Linked DNA regions of Mus musculus: region 2 is linked to region 1. A link is a contact called in ENCODE Hi-C data. All regions are on one chromosome and are shown on one strand. Each heading gives the region's core, a stretch centred on a gene start or an enhancer-like site at or near the end of the contact. The rest is flanking DNA. Distances are from core to core; before and after follow the strand shown.

Region 1 (7,341 bases), core at 4,824-7,323:
ATGAGGACACATTTGCTGGGCCGAAGACACCTTGTGATCAGTGTGTGATCTCAGCCCAAGATATTGGAGAGAAACGGTGGTCTCACAATGAGTTCCTCGTCCTGGGTTTAACTGTGCATTTTGAAAGGGCTGAAAAGTGAGGGGGGCCAGTGACCTGAGCCCCCTGAGACCTTGACAGTGGAGCCAGCATTTCCACCTGGACCGCTGGGGTGTGGGGTGCCATGGGAAGCACCTTTGTGTATACAGGAAAGAGTCCCACTGCTTGTGGGAACCTGTGCTGTGCTAGTGTCTGAGAAGTGCTGCCGCTGGCTGCACCCGATCCTTTCCAGGACAGTCAGACATTTATCCTGAGAACAGAACAAAAACAGCCACAAAGCCATGGGCACCAAAGTCTGGTGATGGCACAGTGGAGAGTTGAGGGGGAGAGGGAGAGGTAGGCCTGCCCATTCTGTCTGGGGACAGCCTGTAGCCTGTGTGCCTGCTGACGGGGGATTCAAGGCTTTCGAAAACTCCATTGAAAAAAATAAAACTCACCGAAGTGTATTGTCTCTCCCAGACAAAGCCTGCAAAAGCTGGTTTACTCATGGCAAAGCAGTTCTGAGTGTCCCAAGGAGGAAGAATGCCCAGGCTCCAAACTCTGACTGGCTGACTGATATGGAAGGCTGACTCAAAGATGGTCAAGGACCAATGTCCCTTCCACACCAATCTCAAAATATACAATTCTCGGGGCATATGAACGAGAGCAGCAGCAGATAGAAGAGGTGCTCCATGGAGCACCACCACCTAGGTCTCCATACTGGAAACTCGCTCTTTATACTGGGGTGGGGTCAAGAAAACACACACTCACTCCTAAGACAGACTGACTCCCCCAGGCCCCTGGCGCCTCTTCTAGGCTGTCTGGCGCCACCTTGGGCGCCCCTGGCCCCGTGTGGACTGATGGCTGCACATCTTCTCTGTGGGGTGTCTGCTTCCAGGTGGAGCAGGGAGGAAGACAGGTTTTCCAAGGTCCTCTGGGAGTGACCAGATCCCTTCAAATTTGGAATGTCCTCTCCCAATTAGGTTCAAAAGCACACCAAATAAAGCACCACTCCACACCTGTAGGTAGGAACAAGTCAGTATGGGGGCAATGGAGATGTGTGACCCAGGTGGTCCAACACTGTTCAAGCAACTTCCCCTGAGAGCACACAGAGGGTTCCAATGACCAGGGGAGGCAGGAGCAAGCACCCCAGTGCCCTGCTGAAGAGCCAGAGCTTTGTTTCAGATCAAAGAATTTCGACACACATCCTGCTGTGTGTCCCAAGTGCAGGTAAGGGCAGCGGCCACACAGCCTCATGAACTCCCATGACGGAGTTGGTGGCCAGAGAGCCCTACCTTCATCTGCCATGCCTTTGGTTTCAGTCCTACAACAGTCATCTTTCCATCTCTATTCCTTCCTCCTGGACCCCTAAGACTTCCCCAGAAGTGTAGCTGGGCCTCTCAGTCACAAGCAGAGTAAAATTTAGGATCATAAACCAGGAGGGTGGCTCCAGCCTGACTTGCCCACCTACCCCGGGGCAGCCTTTCCAAAGTCCCTAGCCAGGTTTGGGAGGGAAGTACCACACACTCAGGCCTGCTACAAGAAGCGGCTCTGTCCTAGCGACCACACAGCTGCGAGTCCATCAAGAAAACGTCCCTTTTTATTCCATATGCAAAGAAGTAGATTTATCACAGAAAAAAAAAAAAAAGTCTTGTCAAGCCAAGAGAACCAAGGCCGCCAAGAGAGAAGCCCTCTTCGGAAAAGAGGCCCAAGATGAGTTGTCCCAAGGCCCGCAGCACTCTGTACTGTCCCTTGGAAGGGGCCCCTGATGTCTGGGTTCCTGCAAGATCCCTCCCGAGAAAAGGACAATGTGAATTAGGGCCAGGATGCCTCGGGACAGTCGCCATACGGTTCCTCGGCCAGCCCATTCCAAGTGTCCGTTTGCTGACTCGGAGCCGGCATCTGCTCAGCACTCCGTGCCGGCGAGAGCTAGCGCATCGCCGCGGCTTTCCATCGGAACGGGTCTCCAGTCCTGCAGCTGGCTGCGAGTCCCGGCTGCCGCCGCTGTCCGGTACACTGTAGAGCAGCTGCCCACGGAGACGGCCGCTCGAGGGACTGCGAGGTGCGCGGCGCCTTCCCCCAACCGCCTCCTACATGGAGGGCGCCGGCTCACACTAGCCCCGGCATCTGCGCGCGAAGGAAGGGCACCGAGGCGGCGGCAGGGAAGGCGGCAAGCGGGTAAGCAAGCGCGCCCGAGAAACCAAGCAGCGGCGGCGGCGGTGCGGGTGCGGGCGGCGCCAGCGGGAAAGGCAGCGCGGGCCCCGCGGCGGCCGGGGGACTCTCGTGGTAGAGCACCGGCACGCGGACCAGGCGCTGCGCACCCGGCGGGGACAGGCTGGCCGCCTCCAGCTCCGCTGCCAGCTGCCGCTTCCACTTGTTGCGGCGGTTCTGAAACCAGATCTTGACCTGCGTCTCCGTGAGCTGCAGCGAGGCGGCGAGGCCCGCGCGCTCTGCGCTGCTCAGGTAGCGCTTCAGATCGAAAGTGGACTCGAGCTGGAAGACCTGGCTGCGCGAGAAGACCGTGCGCGTCTTCTTCCTGCGGCCACCGCGCGCCTCCCCTGTCGCCGCCGCCGCCACCGCTGGAGCCTCGGCCAACTCCGCCGCCTCCTCCCCGCCGGTCGCCGGGCCCTGCGTCGTCACCTCCCGCGGAACGGTTCCCGGCCCGGGGCACCGCGGCCAGGCGCTCTCTGCGCGGCCCATCTCCTCGCCGGTCTCCGGAGAGTCCCGGTCGCTTGCTGCAGGGGAGAAACGGGCATAGTGGCGGGTTCTAAGGGTCTGCCTTTAGGAGTCACTGAGACTGGCTTCCTCCCACCTTCAAATCCTCCTCACTCAAACGCTACAAACTGGGAAACACGCCCCGCGTACGGGTTGCGGGGGCGGGAGGGGGTTGGGGTGCCGGCAGGAAAGTAGCAGAGGCCAAAAATGAAGCCCAGGACCTGGGCCGCAGCAAACACGTGGCAGCGCACACCCAGAGAAGGACAGAGAAAATTCTCGAAAGAAAAAGGCTAATCCAAAAGACAAACTGACATCTGAGACTGCCCCTGGCTCAGCTCTACCTCAGCCCCCAACCCACCGCCAACTCACAAAAGGCTGGCAGAGGACCGGGACAAAAGAAAGGATGTCCTTCAAAGTTATGTACACACAGAGACTGACATACAACCTAACCGCCAGGGGCTGAGACCTCCCCATCACACACGTGGAGCAGACATCAAGGAAACAACTCTTAGGAGAAACAAATGCACATTCCCCAGAGAAATCCCACCGGGTGACATTGGCACAACCCCGACCCAGATCCCCTCAGAGGCAGGCCCTCTGCAGCAGCAAAATATGCTCCAAGAGACCAAGGAGTAAGGCTGTTCTACCAATCACTGCATTCCTACCCTGCCCCAACCATCTCCTACGCTTGGGGTCTTGCCCACAGAGGACCTTTGGGCTCATGCTCCAAGTCCCAGATTCAGGGCGTACAAGGGATGTCACCAGGTTAAATAAGTTCCCGTGGGCTCCCACTTCTCCTCTAGACATCTGGGTCCATGAAACCAATTCAGGCTGGTCTGTCCTTCTGCCTGACCGATGGATCAGAGGTCAAGGTGGGTTTTGGCCCAGGTTATGCCTCAGTACAGTGGACTTGTGCTTACAGCTAAACTCCGCCTGGTTTCCTTGAAAGCATCCCCCTCAGTGCCCATGCAATGTCGCCTAGCAGGATGGTGTGTATGCAGCCAGACCATAGGGGAGGTCCTACAAAGACACCCAAAGCCCCTACACTCGGAGGTCTGTCCATGTGTTGCCATAAAGTGCTAATCTGACTCACCTGCTCGCTTGACTCAACAGGAACAGAGAACTCTAACCCGCATGGCACGAAATAAGGCAAAAGGCCGGGGTGGGGTGGGGGTGGGGGTGGTGGTGACTATTGGACTACAGGTGAGGATGGCCCAACTAAAAGGGAGAATAAAATGCGCCCTGCAAGAGCCTCCTCACTGGATACTACTGACCCCTGTTTAAGCTTATGTAAAGAAGGCAGGCATTCCAAACCTGGGCTGGGAGACTTGTCCTACTCCATACCAGGAGTGGGGTGAGTACCTAATAGAAAAGAACGGGCCCCAGGCCACCTCCTACCCCAAAGCTTATACACAGAGCCTGGGTGGGCACCCTTTAGTTATATATAAGTCTGTGTGTTTAGGGACCCGGCTGGCTCAAGGGGCTGGGGTGAGGAAGGTTGAAATACCCTTCTAGTCTCAAGGGTTGCTCTCTAATGAGCAGGTCCTAAGAGAGGTTGAGGTCTGGACCCTCTGGAGACAGGCAGTCAGAGTCAGGATGTCCAGGCCAGAGGGGTAAGTGGGTTCTGGGACTGAGAAGCCCCCACCCCCATTCTCTGAGCCCTCTGCAGGAAACAAAGGCCAAAGAGGGGGAGGGGCAAGAAAAGAAGAGAGGGGTGGGATGGACCCTTCAGAGTGGGCTCCTACCAGCCTCAGCCTTTGGGCCTGAGAAGACCCAACGCAGGCTCAGGCCCAGCCCATGGTCTTACTGCGCAGCAGGGAGGGCAAAGGATACTTTGGGGTTGCAATTGCTATAGAAGAAGGCCTCCCATCCAGCCTCCATAGCTGTGGTCTCTCAGCTCTGCCCCTTTTATTTTAGTGCTTGACCCCCGCGGCCTCCCCTCCTCTGCCACCTTTCCTCTTCCTTCACTTCCCTTTCACCTTCGATGTTTCTCCAAACACACTCTTTCCCCTTCTCATCTTTCCGAGGCCTATTTCACTCTCCTCTCCGAATTTTGTGTTCTTGGGCCTGATCCTAGCCTTAGCAGCTTCCTACATGCAGTGCCATCCCCAGTCTCCAACAATTGCCCATCCAAGGGGATCTCATACCACCCAGGCCCCAGTACACAGGAAGACTAGGAGCTCACTAAGCCCGAAGTCACCAAAAGAATGCATAGGGAGGGAGCAGAGCCCTGACCATTGCCCACCCCTTCCCCGCAACCTCACTCACTGTCAGGACTTAGACCACCTCCGTAGCCGCCGTGCACCCGTGGGTACCACCGCGTTGTACCTCCGCAGCCGAGCGCGAAGGGCGGGCCGGGCCCAGGAGGCGGCCGGGGCCCTAGGCCCAGTGCCCGGGCCCTCGCCTCCCCGCCCGGCCCGCTGCCCGCGCGCTGCTGTCGCCGCCGCTGTAGTCGTCGTCGCGCCTGCTCCGGATCCTCGTCCTCGGGGTCGTCGTCGTCCTCTTCCTCTTCCTCGCGGACGCCATCGCCCTGGGTTGAGCGCCCCGCGCCCTTGGCCTCGGCTGCTAGCAGGTTCTCGATGAGGAAGGAGGAGGCGCGAGCTGGTGTGGCGCGCCCGGGCTCGGTCAGCTCATCCGGCATCGCGGCCGCGGGCCCGTCGGGCAAGGCTGGGATCCTGGGGGTCCCTGGTTGCCTGGGGCGCAGCTGCTCTTCCCGGCCCCGTTTGGATAGTGGCGAACGGCCGCCTGGCGCACGCGCGGCCTGGCCCTGGAGAGCCGCTGCCCGGAGTGAGGGCGTCGGGCTCCACGAGGCGGGCGTCGGCTTCTGTGCCGGGCTGGGCTGGGCGGGAGCGGGTGCGCGCGGACGGCCGTTCCCGCAGCAGCCTCCCTCGCGTTTCTCCGAGCGGTTCAGGTCGCCGCCCCGGCTGGCCTCACGGGAGGGGGAGGGGGCGGTGCCGGGGGCGGGGCGGCGCGAGTTTCGTAGGCTCAGCCCCAACGACCCGCTGCAGCCCGGAGAGAAGCCATTGCCGGAGATGCTGCCCGGCCGGACTCTGCGCGCAGGTGGTGGCAGGGCCCAGGGCAGGAGACCCGGTGGTCCTGGGGGTACGACCCCGCGAGATGCGTTCCGGCGCCCCCCACCCCGGTACCCGCGCCAGGGAGTGGGAGAAGGCGGGGCCTCGGCTGGGAGGTCGACCATTGGCTACAGGGTCGCTGTGAAGCCCAGACTGGCCAATCGCATCCGAGGAGAGCCTTGCTCACCCTCCGGGAGCGTGTCGGAACCCGCAGAACGCTCGGTTTGTGCGTGAGTCCCTGTGACTGTGTATTTGCGCGCGGGTAAGGACTATTGCCGACTGGGCCGCAGTCTTTTTCTTTTTTTTTAAGACCTCGCGTGTAATTTAAAACGGGGATTCTGCCAAAACAAGTTTGCAGAGACGCAGCATGTTTTAACTCTTACGCGTAACGAAATATGCTCTTGGTGCCATCGCGCTGCGATGGAATGCTCTCATATCCCGGGCTCAGTTTCGGTGTGTAAAGAGAGTCAAGCCCGAAGGTGCCCCATGGTGTCACGCTGGGTAGGAACAGATTACATTTGCTCTGGCACCTCCATTGCCCGGCCTTCTCACTCTCTTTCAGGCTGGTAAGAGCTTCGTGCCTAGCCACTGTGCGGGACTGCAGGTCTTGAGGAACAATTCCTCTTTCTGCCTCTCTTGCCCTGCACAAAGTGAATTTTCTTCCCCCGCTTCAGGAGCAAGGCCGCAGAGGGTAACCCAGACTTCGCTGAGACCAACGGAGCTGTGATCCACTTCCAACAGGAATAGGGGGACAGCCTAGTCACTGAGCGGAACGCTTCACTGGATGCGGGTTATCACGGAAGGCCCATCTAGCTGCTCAGTGCGGGTCACAGACAGTGCGTAAAGAAGTGTGTCCCACTGTCCAGGAGAAGGCAACTGCAGGCCCGGAGCCCACTTTGTTTAATCTCCCCAACAAGAGAAATAGAGGGAAATAGAGTCACCCTATACTTCAAAGGGAAAAACTAATGTGAAAAGAGAGCGCTTCCCCTCCCTCCCACTATAAGTGGCTCTTGAGGATATAGAAGGATGGATGAGCCGCCAGGCTAAGGAACCTTTGGGGTCTGCACCCTGGCTAGAAACCTGGATGGGAAGTGGGTTTTGTGCACGATAGGACTTGATTTTGGAGCCATATTGGGCAAGGCAAGAGGAATCGCTGGCAAGCAGCCACATTTCATAGGTGAGGGCTCTGAGTCAAAGTTGGGTGTCTCCAACTTTGACTCAGAGTGTCCCAAGTGCTGTTACTTCCTGGGTGTCCCAGCTCAGACATACTCAGGGACCTGGGTAGAGGTGGGGGCGGGGAGGGAGAAATTAGCAATGATATTTGTTTGTAGGAATCAGGCACAACCCCTGGGCCGGCCAATTCAGGTTGGTTTTGTTGTTGGTGGTGGTTTGTTTTTGTTTTGATATGGTTTTTCGTTTTTCCGAGTTAGGGTATCTATGTTAGCCCAGAGATCCTTTTGCCCCTGCCTCCTGAGTGCT
Region 2 (7,425 bases), core at 4,496-6,995, 2.4 Mb before region 1:
CCTCCAGCTTAGAGACAGAGGTGGGGGGGGGGAGGCTTGGGGGGCAGACACTCAGAGTCAGACTGGAAACAGGATATATATATATACATGTCTCTCAGGGTTCACTAGGAGAGTGGGAAGAAATTTGAGTCCCTCCCATCCACTGATCACAACAGTGAGTGCTAAATCTGTCCTCCTACCTCACCTGCTGAGTTGGTCCAGCCTCCGTGGCCTCCTCCGGAGCCTGATTCTAAGCCCTCCAGCATTCCTCATTTACCTTTCAATTCACTCAGCTCAAGTGAGCTCTGGGTGCCACTGTCTGGCCCTGAACCTTCCCCAGTGCTCTTTGCATTAAAAAGAATTCTTTATTTTAATGTGTTTATTTTAAATATTTTTTTAACATGAACGTTTTTGCCTGCGTGTGTGTAACTGCGTGTGTGTGTGTGTGTGTGTGTGTGTGTGTGTGTGTGTGTGTGATTCCTGGGGAGGGCAGAAGGCTCTGCCTGATAGGTTTCCCTGGAACGGTTCCTCAGGGCAATTGAGCTGCCATATGGGTGCTGGGAACTAAACCTGGGTCCTCTGCAAAGTCAGCCAGGGCTCTTGGCTACCGAGCCATCTCTCCAGCCCTTCCTCAAGCTTTTTCTCGAAGCTGCTCCCTCCTTGCCCTTCCCGCCTGTCTCTGCCACACTTCAAGCTGACAAACCAAATCTCAGAAAAAAAAAAAAAATTAGGTCTGTAACCCAGGCTCGTTTTCTTCTCAGACAGACGTAAGAGCCGGGACATTTGGTAAATTCGGGAGGAACTTCAACAGTGTCTCAGGCTTCTTATTAGGAAGGATCGAAGAGGATCGACAGAGATTAGTAGCTGCAGGATAGAAGATCCCTTTCCCGGACTGGGTGGGGCTGGGGGCGGATCTATCCAGTATGGCAGCGGCACCATTAGTACTTCAGTGCAGTTTGGTTTTTGAAAGGGCCCAAGAGAGGCTGCTCTTGGGAATGAAAAAGGCCAGGCTGAAGAGTTTGGATGGTTCGTACAAACCAGCAATCCCACCTCTAGCTAGCTGTGTGACCTTTAGCTAGGCGCTTTTCCTCTCTGATTTTTCCCTTTCATCCCCGGCCAGCGAGCGTGTGTTTCCGAAGTTCCAGAGTAGAAAATAATAAGTTAGCTAAAGTTTTCAAAACTTCTGACCAGAGGCCTGACACCAAGTTTCTCCAATGCCCTCCAATCCGTACGCCCGAGGCCATGGGTAAAAGCCGAGACCGGTGCTCCGTCGGCGGGCAAAGAGAGGGGAACTCGGGTACAGCGGTGGGCCGAGACGGGGTGGAGGACTTGGGTCCGGGCCCCTGGAGCCTTAGGGTCTGCCTGACATCTCCAGGCTTAAATAACCGTGCGCCTTTGTTATTCGTAGGCAGCAAAGTGGTTCGTTACGCCTGATTGGTCTAATTGCTTTGAAATGAGATATATTATCTATAATTATAGAGTCCTGGTAGGAGCCGGCAGGCCTCCGCTTTCATCTTCCCCAAGTGCGCCCTCAAGTCCCGATCGCATTAATTTGCGCCATTTGAAGAGGGAGCTCCCTCTTCCGCGGATACTGGCCCCTCACCCTCAACCCCCACGAATTTAAAGACACAAGAAAGCCCAGCCGAGAAAGTGGGACCCTAAGCAAGTGGGGGATGGGCGGGAAAGAGCAAGAAGCTGCAGACTCTAGCTGCCAGTTCCCCAGGTGAATCCGCAGGATTGGGGCCCTTCCTCTGAAGAAGTCAATGAGTTCTCAAGAAAGGGAAAAACACCTTCCAGGAAGGGTTCCTTTGGCGGCGCCAGTTCCAGCGCTAAGGACTCCACCAGTTCGGCTAGTCTTTGGAAACCCGAAGCATTTTTTTTTAAAAAATCTTTATCGCCTCTGCATTTTCTGGAACTGAAGATTCTTCTAATTCTTAACTGTGGCGCTTTGTCCTGGAAAAGCTTTAAAATCTTCCCTGAACGAGTGATTCCCGGGCAATTTCTCAAACATAACTTCTAGCCCCTTGCTTGAAGGCAGGGGTCAGAGGCTCGGAGATGGCAGAGAAGGGAGGGCCTCTCGGGAGGTTAGCAGATCCCCCTGAACGAGGCTTTCTGACCAACCATCAGACCCCACCCCCACCCAGGGACAAAATACTTCTTCTCTCTCCCTCCGCTGCCCTCCCGGTGATTGGTGAATCCCCACAAAAATAAATCGTTCCGGGTAATCGGTTTCCATAGCACATCCATTCTATTAAAGAGGACTGTTTGGGGCTAGCTAATTGCCGGCGGATCCCACTGAGCCGCACATAAAAAAAATGTATGCGGGGTTTCTGGACAGAGGCCACAAAATGCACTAGAAAAGGGAGTGGGATGGGGGTGACAACGAACGCAGTACTGAAGGGCCAACCCTTAAGTTTTTCAAACCCAGGGCCAGATAGATACTCAGGTAGTAACAGTTGCCTTTAAAATTGAATTCCTCTACAAGTTGATTTTCTGCTGGCGGGGGGAGGGGGGAAGAGAAAATATCTAGGAACCATATCGAAGCTATCACACACCCCAGTTGTCCTATACTCTAGTCAAACGAGCATTTTGGGTTGCGGGGTAAAGGCCACCAAGGAGAGTAGCGGCCCAGAAATTGATCGCAGAACTAGTCTTTAGGATCTGAACCGGCAAAGGTAATTTATTCGAAGGCAGGCGAGATATAGGGTGCAGGAGACTAGGGGAGACAGAGCGAGGGGGAGGGGAGAAAAGTCGAGCAGGCTGCAAGCAGAGAGCCTGTCTTAGAGTTTTATCTGCCGCGGGCCAGCCCTGCCCTTGCCAGGCATGAATTACGGTCCGTTTTCTCCGCTGCCTGCAGCGACCGCGTCGGGATAGCAGCACCTCCGGTTAGCGCTGCCGTGAGATAACAGGCCCAGCCTGGGCTGTCAGCTCGCTTAACCCACTGGCCAGGAAATCCGCAAAGGTCAGACAAAAATGAGCTCCGAGGTTGCCTGCTCTCATTGATCCCAAACGCATGCCTTTCCGTTTTCGGGAATGAGCCACATGGCTGGGGAACCGGGTTTTTATTTTGTTTCTCAGACATCCTTCTCAGAGTTGGGGTGCATTTTCCTCCCCTGCGCAGCCCTTGGGTAGAGTTTAGCATGGGTCCTGCGCTCTGGAAGCCATCGAGTCCGGTCCCTTGCGCTCTGCAAAAGCGCTCTTGCAACCTTTGCAACCCGCTAGCCTGCGCGCCGAATCCCTGCAGACCCAAATGCACACCGAACCCCAAAAGAATAGACAGTGGAGTTTGAGACCTACTCTAAAAGCCCAGGGGCCGAAAGCAGGGCTCAGGGCTGCGGGCGCAGGCGTTTTGCTCCCTGGAGGCAGGGGCGCGACTTCAAGGGCCCCTGCGCCGGCTGCAGCCTTTGATCCGGCCGCCGCTGGCGCCTAAAAACAACATCCTCGTCTGCCTATTAGGCGCGCTGAGGGATCGTGACAGATTGTTTATCCCCGCAATTAGCGATGCAGCCCTTCTCAGGCCGCCCCCTCCCCGGCCTGAGGCTAGGCCTCTTTGCTCCGACTGCTGCACACTCCGTGAGTTCCGCTGGAGACCCCGGTGCGCCCTGGGGCCCCATTCTTGGGGTTCGAGGCCCCCTCGGTCCTAAAGCAGGAATTAAGACTCTGGGCCAGTACACGAGTCCCTGAAGTTGTCTACACAGTTGCGTGTCACGTATTTTAGCCGTTATGCACTTTTTTTCCCGGGAAAAAGATCGTAGCTACTTGGATTCTCCGATCGCTCCCAAAAGGAAATTATTTTAAGTTGGGGATCGAGGTGGAATAACTGAAAACCCTCACTTTTTGAAAAACACTCCTCGTACTAAAAACACTAGACTAAAGCAAGCCATTTGGGAGATTTATTTCCATTTCTGTTTTAATCCGAGCGCAGAGTGTAAATCGGCTGACGCTATAGAACGAGATGATCTAGCAACTGCCTAATTAGTTCTTAAACTACAGTTCTCCGTACCTTCTAGGCTTCGAGCTAAGGATTTGGCCTACACTGTCGCTTAACTTTCGTTTGCAGGGCTTTAAAACGGGACGGTATGGCTTCTACTTCCCATACACATGGAACAAACCTCAGGGGACCCAGTACAGCGGGCGTCCAGCTGGGCCTAAATGAGCTTGAGTCCCAAGCCCTACGCAGTGCCTCCTCACAGCCTCAGAAACGTAAGAAATCCAGACATTTCACAGAAGCGAGTATTCCCGAACCCGCCCCAGGCCTTCCTATTTCTCCAGGCCCTGTGGGCAGATGTGAGGCTCCGATCTCTCTGGCGTCCGCAGCCCAACCCCTCCCTCCAGACCCCGGACGCCGTCTGGGTAATAAAGTAATTCATTTTCCTTAATCTGGTCGCCCCTAATCTACAGCTTTTTATTGCGCCCAGTTAAAAGGCCAGGGAATTCGCTATCCCTCCGTGCTCGGATAATTACCCCTAAATGGCCACGGCAGCCCCTTGTGTTTCCTGGAGATTAGAGCCCGGCAGTCATCAATGCACAGTCCCGGTGAGCCGCCAATCACCTCCTCCACCTCCCCCGGAGCCGCGAGCCTGGGCCCTGGGATAAGAGGCCATATAAAGAAAAGCCCCCCCCCCCCCAACTCCCCAACAGCCTGTTCGAACCCAGTTTACAAGGTCTTCTGTGGTCCCCACTCCAACTTTCCTTCTTTTTGTATCAGTCAAACAAAACAAAACAAAACAAAACAAAACACGTTTCCTTCGAAATCGGGCAAACAAAACTTCTTAAGCCTTGCACCAAAGATATACCTCCAGGAACTGCTTATTTTTCCTACTGGCCCATCAAATGGGCCTCCACTCTGCACCAGCAGACAGACCCACAGTTAGTGAAGTGTGATTGTTTTTGAGGATTCATTGTCTGAGGTCATGTTGAGGCCAGATTGTTGGTGGGTTCTGTTGGTCTTATTTCGGTCTTCACCCAAGGCATCCAGTGGCTTCTTTGGCTAGTAGCAGTTCTCTGGTAGAGGTGTAACTTTCTGGAGAAAAAGTACGTATAGGGAGGGGGTACGTGTTTGCATGAGAACCAAACTCATTTCCCAGATCATGTTACTTGTTCCCGTACCCACAGAACCAACAGGACCTGTACTTTCTTTGATTAACTTTGTCCAGCCCTGGAGACAAAGGCCCATTTTTACTCCGAGGTAAATTTTTGAAGATTGGAAGACATAAGACACTTAGGGCGGCTTTTTTAAAAAAAGAAATTAGTATTATCCCTTGCTACTCTGACAAATAACTATGAACATTCAAAGCAAACACCAAAAGAAAAAAAAAATTGTAAGTGAATTGTGGTCGAGAAAGGGGGCCAGAAGAGGGAAAGGGGACAGAAAGAAATAGCACAGACCATAAGAGAAACTGTGGAAAGAAAGTAGTCTATGGAGAGGAACAGAAGAAGTGGGTAAAGGATGGTGGAGGACGACTGGCAGAAGAGAAGGACTAGTAAAGAAAAGTCCCTCTGGAACTTGGTAGAATCCACATCCAGGAGTGTGGGGGTCCAGCCGGACCGATGCCCACCTGACTTAGCTAGGCGGAAAAGCTCCCCAGGTACCTCCGGCTCTGTCCCGCCTGTGCGGGTCAGGCCCTTCCCCGAGCGCCCCCAGGCCGAGCGCGCCTCGGGGCACGAGCACAGCCCAATGGTTCTCTCCGGACCCGCCCCCTCGCGCTCTGATTGGCCGCTGCCACGCTGGCCTTGCCTTATTAACAAGTTCTCAGGGGAGCGGCGGCGGACCCGGAGCCGGCGAGTGCGCCTGGGAACTCGGCCTGAGCGGCGCAGGGATCCAGGCCCCGCTCGCTCGAGTTGGCCTTCTGGGGAAGCCGCAGGAGGCTCGCGCGCGAGAGCCGGCCGGGCCAGGAACCCAGGAGCTCGCAGAAGCCGGTCAGGAGCTCGCAGAAGCCGGTCGCGCTCCCAGCCTGCCCGAAACCCATGATCCAGGGCTGTCTCGAGCTGCGGCTGGAGGGGGGGTCCGGCTCTGCATGGCCCCGGCTGCTGCTATGACTTCTTTGCCACTCGGTGTCAAAGTGGAGGACTCCGCCTTCGCCAAGCCTGCTGGGGGAGGCGTTGGCCAAGCCCCCGGGGCTGCTGCGGCCACCGCAACCGCCATGGGCACAGATGAGGAGGGGGCCAAGCCCAAAGTGCCCGCTTCACTCCTGCCCTTCAGCGTGGAGGCCCTCATGGCCGATCACAGGAAGCCCGGGGCCAAGGAGAGCGTCCTGGTGGCCTCCGAAGGGGCTCAGGCAGCGGGTGGCTCGGTGCAGCACTTGGGCACCCGGCCCGGGTCTCTGGGCGCCCCGGATGCGCCCTCCTCGCCGCGGCCTCTCGGCCATTTCTCAGTCGGAGGACTCCTCAAGCTGCCAGAAGATGCTCTGGTGAAGGCCGAAAGCCCCGAGAAACTAGATCGGACCCCGTGGATGCAGAGTCCCCGCTTCTCCCCGCCCCCAGCCAGTAAGTAGCCAGCCCTGGATGGAGAGCGAAGGGGCCAAGAGGGGGTGTGGGGCCCGAGGGCGCCAGGCCGCGCGCCGGCGCCGGCTTGTCTCGGGCGTCGGCGTACCTGCAACTGGGTACCTGGAGGCCGTGCAGAGGTTGCGTTGGCGGGAAGACCGCCTTTGAGCCTCTTCCCACTCCCACCCAGGAAGAGAGTTAGAGGCCTAAAGCAGGCAAAGCTTAGTCCGCGCTCCTTGCCTTGGCTCAGTGCCTCCGAGCCTGTCACTTCACTTGTAGCGCGCGGGTGTCTGTGGACCTTCTTATTCTTCCGGTAGTCAGGACACCAGGGGTGCCCTGCTTCTCCACCTGACCCTAAACTCAGTTATTTTGCACCTCAACTTGGATGGGCGCAGCGGCCAGTACATCCTAGCTCTGCGGAGTTTCACTTTCTACTGGTAGACAGCCGTAACCTCGCGCTCCCCATTTAAAGAACCTCTCAAAGGGTTCCGGAGTTCTGCAAAACTCCTGCCCCACCGCGCATCTAATTTTAAGCAGAAACTTGGTGTTTTGGGCGGGTGGATGATTTAGCAAGAGGGGACGATCGCGGACTAGGGGGGATGGTGGTGGTGGTGGAGACAACAAGACAACCAAAAGAGCTCCCTATTAACCACTTTGCTATAGTGTCCGAATGTGTTGGACCAGGCTTTTGAAGCGGACCCAGCAGCCAGCGACGTGTTCCAGGATAGTCCTAGGTCCTTGCGGCCCTTAGGCTTCCTTTCCCCAGCGAACCCGCTCGAAGATATTTCAGGAGCACGGGAAATTCCCAAGTTTTCCTCGTTTCCTCCGATTATTTCGCCCTACATAATAGCGTTGCAAATTCAATGGCGTGATGCTGAGGAACGATTTTTATCTGGGGATTAAACGTCTTTGAAAAGACAGCCCCTCCCTGGGCCTAAAGCTTGAGGAAGGTGGCCCAGAGCC

Evidence for each region. Hi-C counts contacts between places; a loop is a spot of excess contacts on that map.
Region 2: a loop to region 1 is called in a map of left cerebral cortex, with 10 times the contacts of the local background. The contact joins the promoter of Msx1 here to the promoter of E130018O15Rik in region 1. A Hi-C loop is called at or near these places in 7 of 37 maps with a recorded cell type or tissue (ES-E14, left cerebral cortex and mouse embryonic stem cell).

Annotation. Positions count from the first base shown.
Region 1 is chr5:35,387,208-35,394,548 of GRCm38, reverse strand. E130018O15Rik (RIKEN cDNA E130018O15 gene) reads left to right here and starts at 6,073. Exons shown (of 2, transcript NR_152157.1): 1 at 6,073-6,124. It overlaps Hmx1 (H6 homeobox 1), which reads right to left and starts at 5,688. Exons shown (of 2, transcript NM_010445.4): 1 at 5,060-5,688; 2 at 1,659-2,811. The coding sequence starts at 5,432. The coding sequence ends at 2,186.
Region 2 is chr5:37,822,905-37,830,329 of GRCm38, reverse strand. It overlaps Msx1 (msh homeobox 1), which reads left to right and starts at 5,745. Exons shown (of 2, transcript NM_010835.2): 1 at 5,745-6,465. The coding sequence starts at 5,997. Gm33993 (a long non-coding RNA gene) reads right to left here and starts at 4,575. Exons shown (of 6, transcript XR_868362.1): 1 at 4,444-4,575. RefSeq lists an enhancer at 1,110-4,661.